Linked DNA regions of Homo sapiens: region 2 is linked to region 1. The links are chromatin contacts, found by Hi-C in ENCODE. All regions are on one chromosome and are shown on one strand. The core of a region is the stretch at or near the end of the contact, and the rest is flanking DNA. Distances in the headings are between cores, read along the strand shown.

Region 1 (4,181 bases), core at 353-2,852:
CGGTTCGAGGCCCCAGAACATTTCAGAAGCAGCTAGTCAGAAGCAGGTTTACTGGAGCGACATCTCCGAGAAGAAAAGGTATCAATATAGGCAAGGAAAGGAAGCCGTCCAGGAAAAGGTTTGCAACCACTGCTTTTTCTAATCGGATCGATGTGCCTGTAGGTGTTAACACCCACAAGCTGAAACTTGGACCCGAAGGTTCTCATTCAGCTAGTGACGACGCAACATGCTCCTGCGACAGACTGGAAACCACACATCCAACCCCTCCTCCAGACACTGCGTCCCAAACACCCCCACACCTCTCACTCCAGCCACAGCGCCCGCACCAGACCCCCACTACGGTAAACTCTACTCCAAAGTTGGCTGCGGACCTACCTCCTCGGTGCTGTCCGGAGAATCCAGCAAATGTACTCCTGTCCGTTCGCCCTTCCCTCGCCGGCGTCCCCTGCCCCCTCTCCTCACCTGGCCATGCCCCAAGCTTCTGGGGAGCCTCATTCACCCCTCCGAGACCGTCCCCAGGTGCCCCGACTCCGGGGATCAAAGATAACCCCCAAAGCCTCGCAGCGGAGGCTCCCCCTGCCAACCCCTTGCCCTGGAGCCCGCAAGCGCACTCCGACGAATCCGAGACGCGTCTCGCGCTGCGCAGGAGGCCCGGCGGGTCCTGCTGCCAGCCCGGGGTGGGTACGCACCTTCCAGCCGGCAGAGCTGTTGCTGTCGCCCTTATCCTTGAAGTAGGGCACGCAACGCACCATCCACTCGTAGATCTGGGACAGAGTGAGCCGTTTGTCCGGGGAGCTCTCGATGGCGCGGGTGATCAGGTCCGCGTAGGACAGGTTTCCCCAGGCGTTCCGCCGCGACGAACATTTCCTCGGCTGCCCGGAGCCCCCAGCCGCCCCCGGCTGCGGCGGTGGCAGCGGTTGCTGAGGCTGCAGCAGCGCCTGTGTACCCCCGCTCAGCCCGCCCGCCGCGGTGGCTGGCCCAGACCCGGGGTCTTGCCCTCCGGGTGCCAGCACCCGGGCCGAGTCCTCAAGGAGCAGCCCGGAGCCCAGCGTGCCGCTCCCGCCGCCGCCGCCGATCGCCATGGCCGAGCCGGCCCGTCCCCCGCCGTCCTCGTCGTCTTCATCGTCCTCCTCCTCGGGGATCATGGAGTCGGCGGCCGTCTCCCCCGAGGGCTTGGCAGGGCTCGCTTGGAGCTCCGGCCTTTGCAGGGGCCACGTACAGGATCGCGGACGGCTCTGGGGCTCGAACTCCGGGTCCAGCTCCACTTCGAGCGGAGAGAGCGGGGCCGGGGAAGCCGGTGCCTCTGCCATCTTCGCCGCCCGCCCGCCCGCGGCTGGGGCTCTCGCGCTCTCCTCTCGCGCCGGGGCGGGGTGCAGCGGGGGAGGGACGTGGACGCCGCGAAGGCTCCGGCTCCCGGGCGCCGCCGCCGCCGCCTGGGGAAGCACCAAAGAAGAGAGAAGGAGAGTTGGTTATCCCGGGCCGGAGCCCCGTCCTCGGCGAGTCCTCGCCCGCTGCCGCCACCTCCCAGTCCTGCCGCGCCCGCCTCCCAGGAACAGGAGGACCTGAAGACGTGCGGCCAGCGAACCTGGCGCAGCAGACACCGCCCCCCGGCCAGGCCGCGATGGAGCCGCGAGCGAATCGACGGCCTCGCGCGGGGCAGCCCCCTCCCCCCGCCGCCCAGCCGCAGGTCCCTCCCGGGCTAGGCGGCGGGGCGGGGAGAAGGGGGAGGGGCGCCCGGGGGAGGGGCGGCCGCGCCTTTAAAGCGGGCAGCGGCCGGAGCTGGCGCAGCCGAGCCGCGGTCAGAGCCCGAGCTCGGGTGTGCGTGCGTTTGTTTATGTTTCGCTCGGGCCCGCTCTAGTGCCTCCCGCGGCGCCGCCGCTCAAGTCTGTGCTGTCTTCGGCTCTTCTCCCCTTTCCTAGCCTGGCCGCCTCCGCGACCCCCCGTCACCCCCCACCCGGTCGAATGGCCCGAGCCCGGGGACTGCGCGGGCAGCTCCCTCTCCCCTCTTCGCCCGCGGGCCAGAGGGCGAACGGGGGTCTGGGCGCAGATGGGCCCTTGTCACTTCCAAAAAATAAAGGAAAGACAGAAAGAAGGGGGAGCAGCAGCCCAGCGGGTGTTCGCAGAGGTTCGAGCCCGGCGGGGACGGCCACTTCGGGGTTTTGTGTGGTTTGCATTCTCGCGGACGTCGTCCCCTCCGCCCCCTTCCCAGTCGGGATCCGGGGGAGGGAGCGAGTCGGAACATAAATCTTCCAACAGGTCGGGAAGCGCCAAGTCTCCCGGGCTGCTAGAAAACCCGGACCAGCACGTTCATCACCTCCTTGCTCCCGCTGCTGCCATCTTGACAGTTTCCCCCTTCCCGAGTCCTTTAAAAACACTAGCGGGCGAGAAGGGGGGCGCGCACACCGCGGCTCAGGGAGGGGAAAGGGAAGCGCCCGGCCCAGCTCGGAAGCAGATCCGGAGTCACCGGGAAGGCGGCCGCCCGCTGCACGGCTCCGGCGCCTACCTCGCTTCCTTCCCTTCAGGGACGCGGCGGGACGACGCACGATCCCGCGCGGGCCCGGGGCACGGCGAGGAGGGGGCGCGCAACCTCGGCGAAGGAGAAGCGCTCGGGCCGTCGCCGCAGCCCGCCCGAGGAACCGCCTGTCAGCTCGCGCGCCGCCACCTTCCACATTCCTCCTCCTCCCTTCCACGAGCAGGGCGGCCGCGGCAGCAGCACAAAGTTATAGACACACGCAGGGCGCCTCAACCTAGGCTGACGGCGGGCGGGTCCCCGCCCAGGGGGAGGGCTGGGCGGCGGGCTGGGCGGCGGGCCGGGCGCGCGGCGGGCGTGCGTGTGTGAGTGCGCGTGTGTGAGCTCGCGCGCGCCTGCGCGGCCCGGCTCCGCGGGGCTGCGGGCGTGGGTGTCCGGGCGCGCGCCGTGGGCCGGGACTCGGCGGGCTCCCGCTGCTGTCCCCGCTGGGCTCCTCCTCCCTCCCGAGAGTCTCAACGACAACAAAGCGCGGCGCTGGCCCGGGAGAGGAGGGAGAAGGGGGGAGAAGGGAGGAGAGGAGGAAGAAGTGGGGAGAGGAGGGAGAAGGGGGAGCGGCAGGAGCGCACAGCCCCCGACGCTCCAAGGAGCGCAGCGGCGTGGCCTCCCTGACTCCGGGCAGGGCGCCTGGTACCAGGGGGTCCCTGGCCTGCGCGTCCGCCCGCCGGGCTCTGGGCCAGCCCCGGTGTCCGGTTCCCTGTTAGAACGCGACACCAGGTAACACCCGAGATAAGATGCTGGCCGCAAGATGGGCAGGGTTATCGCGGTGTGGAAATACTGAACGGCGAAGATGTTGGTGCCTGCACAACTTCGATAAGCTGATGCTCACAGATTCGATCAGGCACCAAAAGGTTTGCACTGAGTCTCTCACCTCGGACGGTGGACCACAGTCGTGTTTCACTTTTCATGGGTTTCATGGCAAACGGGGGAGAGGTGTAACTAACTCCGGAAGAAATGCAAATTTACCCCCGTCCTACATTCAAGAGCAGATTCCGAACAACTGAGAAGGGGAAATAATTTTAATCTAATTTGTAAATGACGACAAAACCGCTACGTGGGCATTTTTGACTTTTAAAAAAAGACGTATCCTTTAGGTTAAACGAAAAACATCTGCACAAGTCCTTATTCTACGATCCGTGCCCCAAATCGTTTATTTGTACTCTACGAATGCACCACACGCGACATGCACACCAAAAGTCTACACACTAGTTCATAAATATATTTTTTAAAAAATCCTTGTAAGTCACCGGAGATAGCTCAGAGTGTAGAAGCGGGCTCCTCAACGACCCCATACACAAAAAGGTCCAGCCCAGCGTACGCAAGAGCCAGCCCGCCCAGCCGCCTCCGGGCTCCGGGCTTTGCGCAGCGCCCGTCACTCAAGTGACGCGCGGCCCCGCCCCTGCACCAAGCTAGTTCGACGCGTACAAACAGATGATGTCATCGTATCCACACGCGCGTGACCCCGGAGCTCTCCGCCGCGTCGCCATTCGCTGCGCCGCTTACTCGTCAAGGCACGCCGCGCGCTGACTGGCCGCGGCCACCAGTCTCCAGGCCCCAGACGCCCCTCTCCGCCCCCCCGCCCCCGCCCCCCAGCAAATAATAAACAATCGAGTAAAATTCTAAGGAAGGAGAGAGAGGAGAGGGAAAAAGGGAG
Region 2 (3,845 bases), core at 155-2,654, 740 kb before region 1:
AATCAAGAGGGATGACATTTATCTTTTAGCTTCTCTTTTTCTCCTGCCTCTTGCCTTTTCTTCAGCATCCTCTTCTCTGTCCATGCTGCTGCTTGGTCTCCATCATAGATCTCGGGTTTTGGAGTCAAACACACCTAGGTTCTAATTCTAGTCTGCCACTTACTAGCTGTATAATTCCAAACACACACAATCTGAACAGCTCTGAAGAAAAAAGGCTGGGGAAATGTAACCAGTGGAGGACACAGTGGGGTGAACCATCTGGGTGATTCTCTCCAGAGGGTCACAGAAAAGTACATAAAACCAGAAATAGGACACAATGCCCTCCATTTCTGTAGACCGAGTGTGAGGACAAAGAAAGCCCTGGCAAAGCAATTCCAGGGGATTTCCTGGAAGCAGAGTGGTTCCCCTGGGAGAGCAGTACCAAACAGAATCCTTCATAGCTAAAATCCAAAAAGGACTTTTCTTCACCAGTATGTAAAATCCTTGCAAATTCTGACCTTGGGCTTTCAGAGCCCAGAGGACTAACAAATGGCCATCCTGATAATTGTCTGAGGCTTTACATCTTACCTGCTTGACTAAGCTACAGCTCAGGAAGCTATTTGTCAATATAAAGACAACAAATTAGCCTGATTTTTGTCCTGCTGAATTTACATTCTAAATCCAAGAGTCCTCTGATGTCAGAGTAAAGAAGATTGAGAGTAGAAAAAGAACAAGACAGTTCAGTGCAACCCCCACCTTGTCATTCTCCATGGATGCCCACAAGTGCAGTGGAAAGCAGCTGCAACCTACAGGTAAGAGCACAGACAGCCCTCTGAGGCCCTCTCAGTGGCTAAATACTCACACCGGGAGCTAACCCAAAAAAGTTAATTTTGACAATTAAAAAATAAGCAGAGACCTTTAGGGCTAACCCTCCTTCCCTCTCATACAAAACTTATTTATACTGGAAACATTATGAAACTTAATCCAAGCTAATTTTCCCATCAGCATCATGATTAATTAACCAATTGAAACATTCCTTTTGTATGTGGAGTACTTAACACAATAGTACCTACAAGGCTAGAGGTAGATGGATTTATTTATAAATTTAACGCTGGTAGCCAATTCCATTAGCTTGAGAGGGGCAGTAAAAATTCTGTCTCTTTGAAAGGTAAACAAATGTTGAAAAAAAAAAACCTAATCATCTTTAGAAGTACAAAAATGTTATTCCCAGTAGAACCCCCTGTACACTGAAAGCAGCAATCATTATATGAACTGTTCTGAAATTACATTTGCTAAAATCAAGAGTGTTATTAGCCAACAAGAACATATTCTCACAGACAGGCTTTGCGGCAGGTCATGTTTGGTAGCCATGGCGTTCTGGATCTGCTTGTGCCCATGACTATTTTAAGCTCATTATCTAACCTTGCCAAGAGTGGCCTCCCTATATGGTCACTCAGCAAACACCTCCGCTGCAGAATTTACTAGAACAGGATTAGTGCTCCAGCCCTTACCGGATGAGATGCCTTACTGCAGCGTCAAACTGCAAAAATATAACCTCCCTCCGGAGGAGGAGTGCCTGGGCCACCCGGATAGGGTCTTGGGGGCTCTGGAGGCTGTCAATCATGTTCTGCAGCTCTTGAAGCTCAGACCCTAGAAGATGGACAACATTTTAGTCTGACAGTGTGAAATATAGGCTACTATAGCTAAACCAGTAAACCAACATTTTGTCCCATACTTGTCACCTAATCAGACTTCCCTTGTTTTGTTTGTGGGTATACTAATTATATGTTTTGCAAGACCAGCAAAGCCTTATGCTGTAGAATCAAAGGTCTGATTTATGTCTCCTTCCTTCCTCAGGAAGATAAAAATTTGCTTGGCTTTTCAGTACAATAAGAGCAGGCCATGGAAAGAAAGTTTTAAAATTTATAAGGCCATGGTCTTGAAATAGAACAAAAAGGAGAAGTGACAGGAATAGGAAAGTCTAGTCCTTAGTATATCTGTTAGGCACTTGAAACCATCAAAGATTATGAATCAGCACTCATCTCTCATTGCCATGCTATATCCAAATCAGCACTCCCTGTCACTGGCTCATGGATTAAAGAAGACTCAAGACCATCCAAAGCAAGTAAAAAACACATGTGCATATGTGTATATATAAAGATATGCACACATATGTATACATACACATGCATATACATATGCATACATATCCCTCTAGGAGATTCTAGTCATTTTAGGAGTAAATGTGAGGGATCCATATTTGCCTTATTTCTTAGACCCTTACTGCAAGAGTAGGCTACATATACATAGATTTGTATTCATTTTGGGTAAAAATCTAACTTAGGGGCCTGTGGGTCACTCAGTGCTGGGATGTGGAACCCAGCCTGAGTCTGGATGACCATCCTAGCATCTAAGTATGTATATCCTAGTTACTGGCATAGAGAAGGAGCTAGTCAGAACAGGATAGCACAGTGGAAAGTGATGAGCCCTTGGGGAACATGGCTGGGCTCACACTTACAGGGCTACCAGAATGTCAGCTGGTCTGAAATATCCCTGTGAACATAGTGATCGTTTTCTACCCTGAGAGGACATCCCTGTTATTAGGATTGTGAAAACTGATCACAATGCCTCGACGTGCAGTCCAAGGCAGGAGTGAGACAGGAAGCCCACAGGGCATTTCTGGAGATGCTCTATCTTGACAGCTGGTCCACATGCAAGCAGCCTTCTTTCCTCCCTAGCCAAGTACTGGGCTCCAGCATCTACCGACTAAGAAAGCAGAAAGCAGAGAGTTGTGGGAGGGGGAAGCTGTCCATGAGAGCCTGATCAGGCAGATCCAGGGCTGAGAACGGTTGCTAACATGTATAACATGTGCTCTTGGCTTTAAGAACAGATGAGCAGATCAGATTTCATATCCATTTGCTGTTTTATACAATAAAAAATGTGTTTTATTTTTGTTTCCAGCCCCAAATAATAGAGTCCAATCAGCAAACTCTTTTATGACTCCTCTAAATCTGATAGTTCTATTGGACTGAAGAGTTCACCAGAAAAAGAGTCATATTAGAGTGAATTGTGCAAGAACTTTTGTGGTGGTGGGAAGGAGGAGAGGTGGTCAGGGAGCCTCATTTGTTCAAGGCCTAGTGTGTTCGGTCTAAAAGTAATATACTCTATCAGGCTATGCAGTAACCAGGGGAAATTTTTCTAATCCTCTGCAACGACAATGAAAAAAGGAGAATATAAAATTACACATACCTTATGGTTAAAGCTGGGTAAAATGTAAATATGGAATATATTTGGGCATGGGCTAGAAGGGAGTAAAGATAAATAAAATTATTTCACTTGTTAGAGTGGCTGGCTTACAGGTGATTTTTTTTTCTGTCATTTCCATCATTTATATACTACTGGCAGGTGATCGCTTCCCAGCAAAATTGTTGTATGTTGATATGTAGTATTATCATTAAAATACAGATGTGGAGGCAGGACTGCCTTTCCTTTGTTATTTTACTGATCTTTAAATCCTCATTCTGACTTTCCTTCCTTTGTGGAGTCAAGAGGCTTGGTGGGAGGGGAGGTGGCAGGACAAGCAGCCTGGCGGTGGGGACAGGGCAGAGGGTTGTTGCAGGCAGCGATGGTGGTGAGGCTAGGGTGAACCCTGTGCCAGGAAACATTGGGAAAGGAGCCTTTGCTCATGTCTTTCCCAAGAGGGTCCTGTTTGGGAAGTCAGAGAAGACAGACAGCCAGGCAGCCAGAGAGAGAGGGAGAGAGAGAGGAGTCACAGTGGCCCTGTCTCTGCATGAAGACTCAGAGCTCGTACACTTCATTCCTCGTTTGTCTAGAGAGTTCCTGAAACCCTAAGTTCAGTGTGAAGT

Evidence for each region. A loop is a pair of places that touch in the nucleus more often than their neighbours do. Pooled maps may share reads with other maps.
Region 2: a map of ascending aorta shows a loop between it and region 1 (2.7-fold over the local background). The contact joins the enhancer-like site here to the promoter of FOXO3 in region 1. A Hi-C loop is called at or near these places in 1 of 168 maps with a recorded cell type or tissue (ascending aorta) and 6 of 50 pooled maps.

What each region holds. Positions count from the first base shown.
Region 1 is chr6:108,558,338-108,562,518 of GRCh38, reverse strand. It overlaps FOXO3 (forkhead box O3), which reads right to left and starts at 1,602. Exons shown (of 3, transcript NM_001455.4): 1 at 690-1,602. The coding sequence starts at 1,310. LOC124901372 (a long non-coding RNA gene) reads left to right here and starts at 4,013. Exons shown (of 2, transcript XR_007059700.1): 1 at 4,013-4,181. RefSeq lists enhancers at 625-1,125, 3,768-3,827 and silencers at 1,569-1,788, 2,768-2,837, 2,878-3,237.
Region 2 is chr6:109,298,015-109,301,859 of GRCh38, reverse strand. It overlaps the pseudogene CCDC162P. Among named protein-coding and RNA genes, the nearest start is that of CD164, 83 kb to the left of the region's middle. Within about 2 kb of position 1,404, at least 9 of the 41 ENCODE cell types and tissues checked have a DNase peak (open chromatin) inside an H3K27ac peak, as active enhancers do; they include ascending aorta, where a contact is called at or near this core.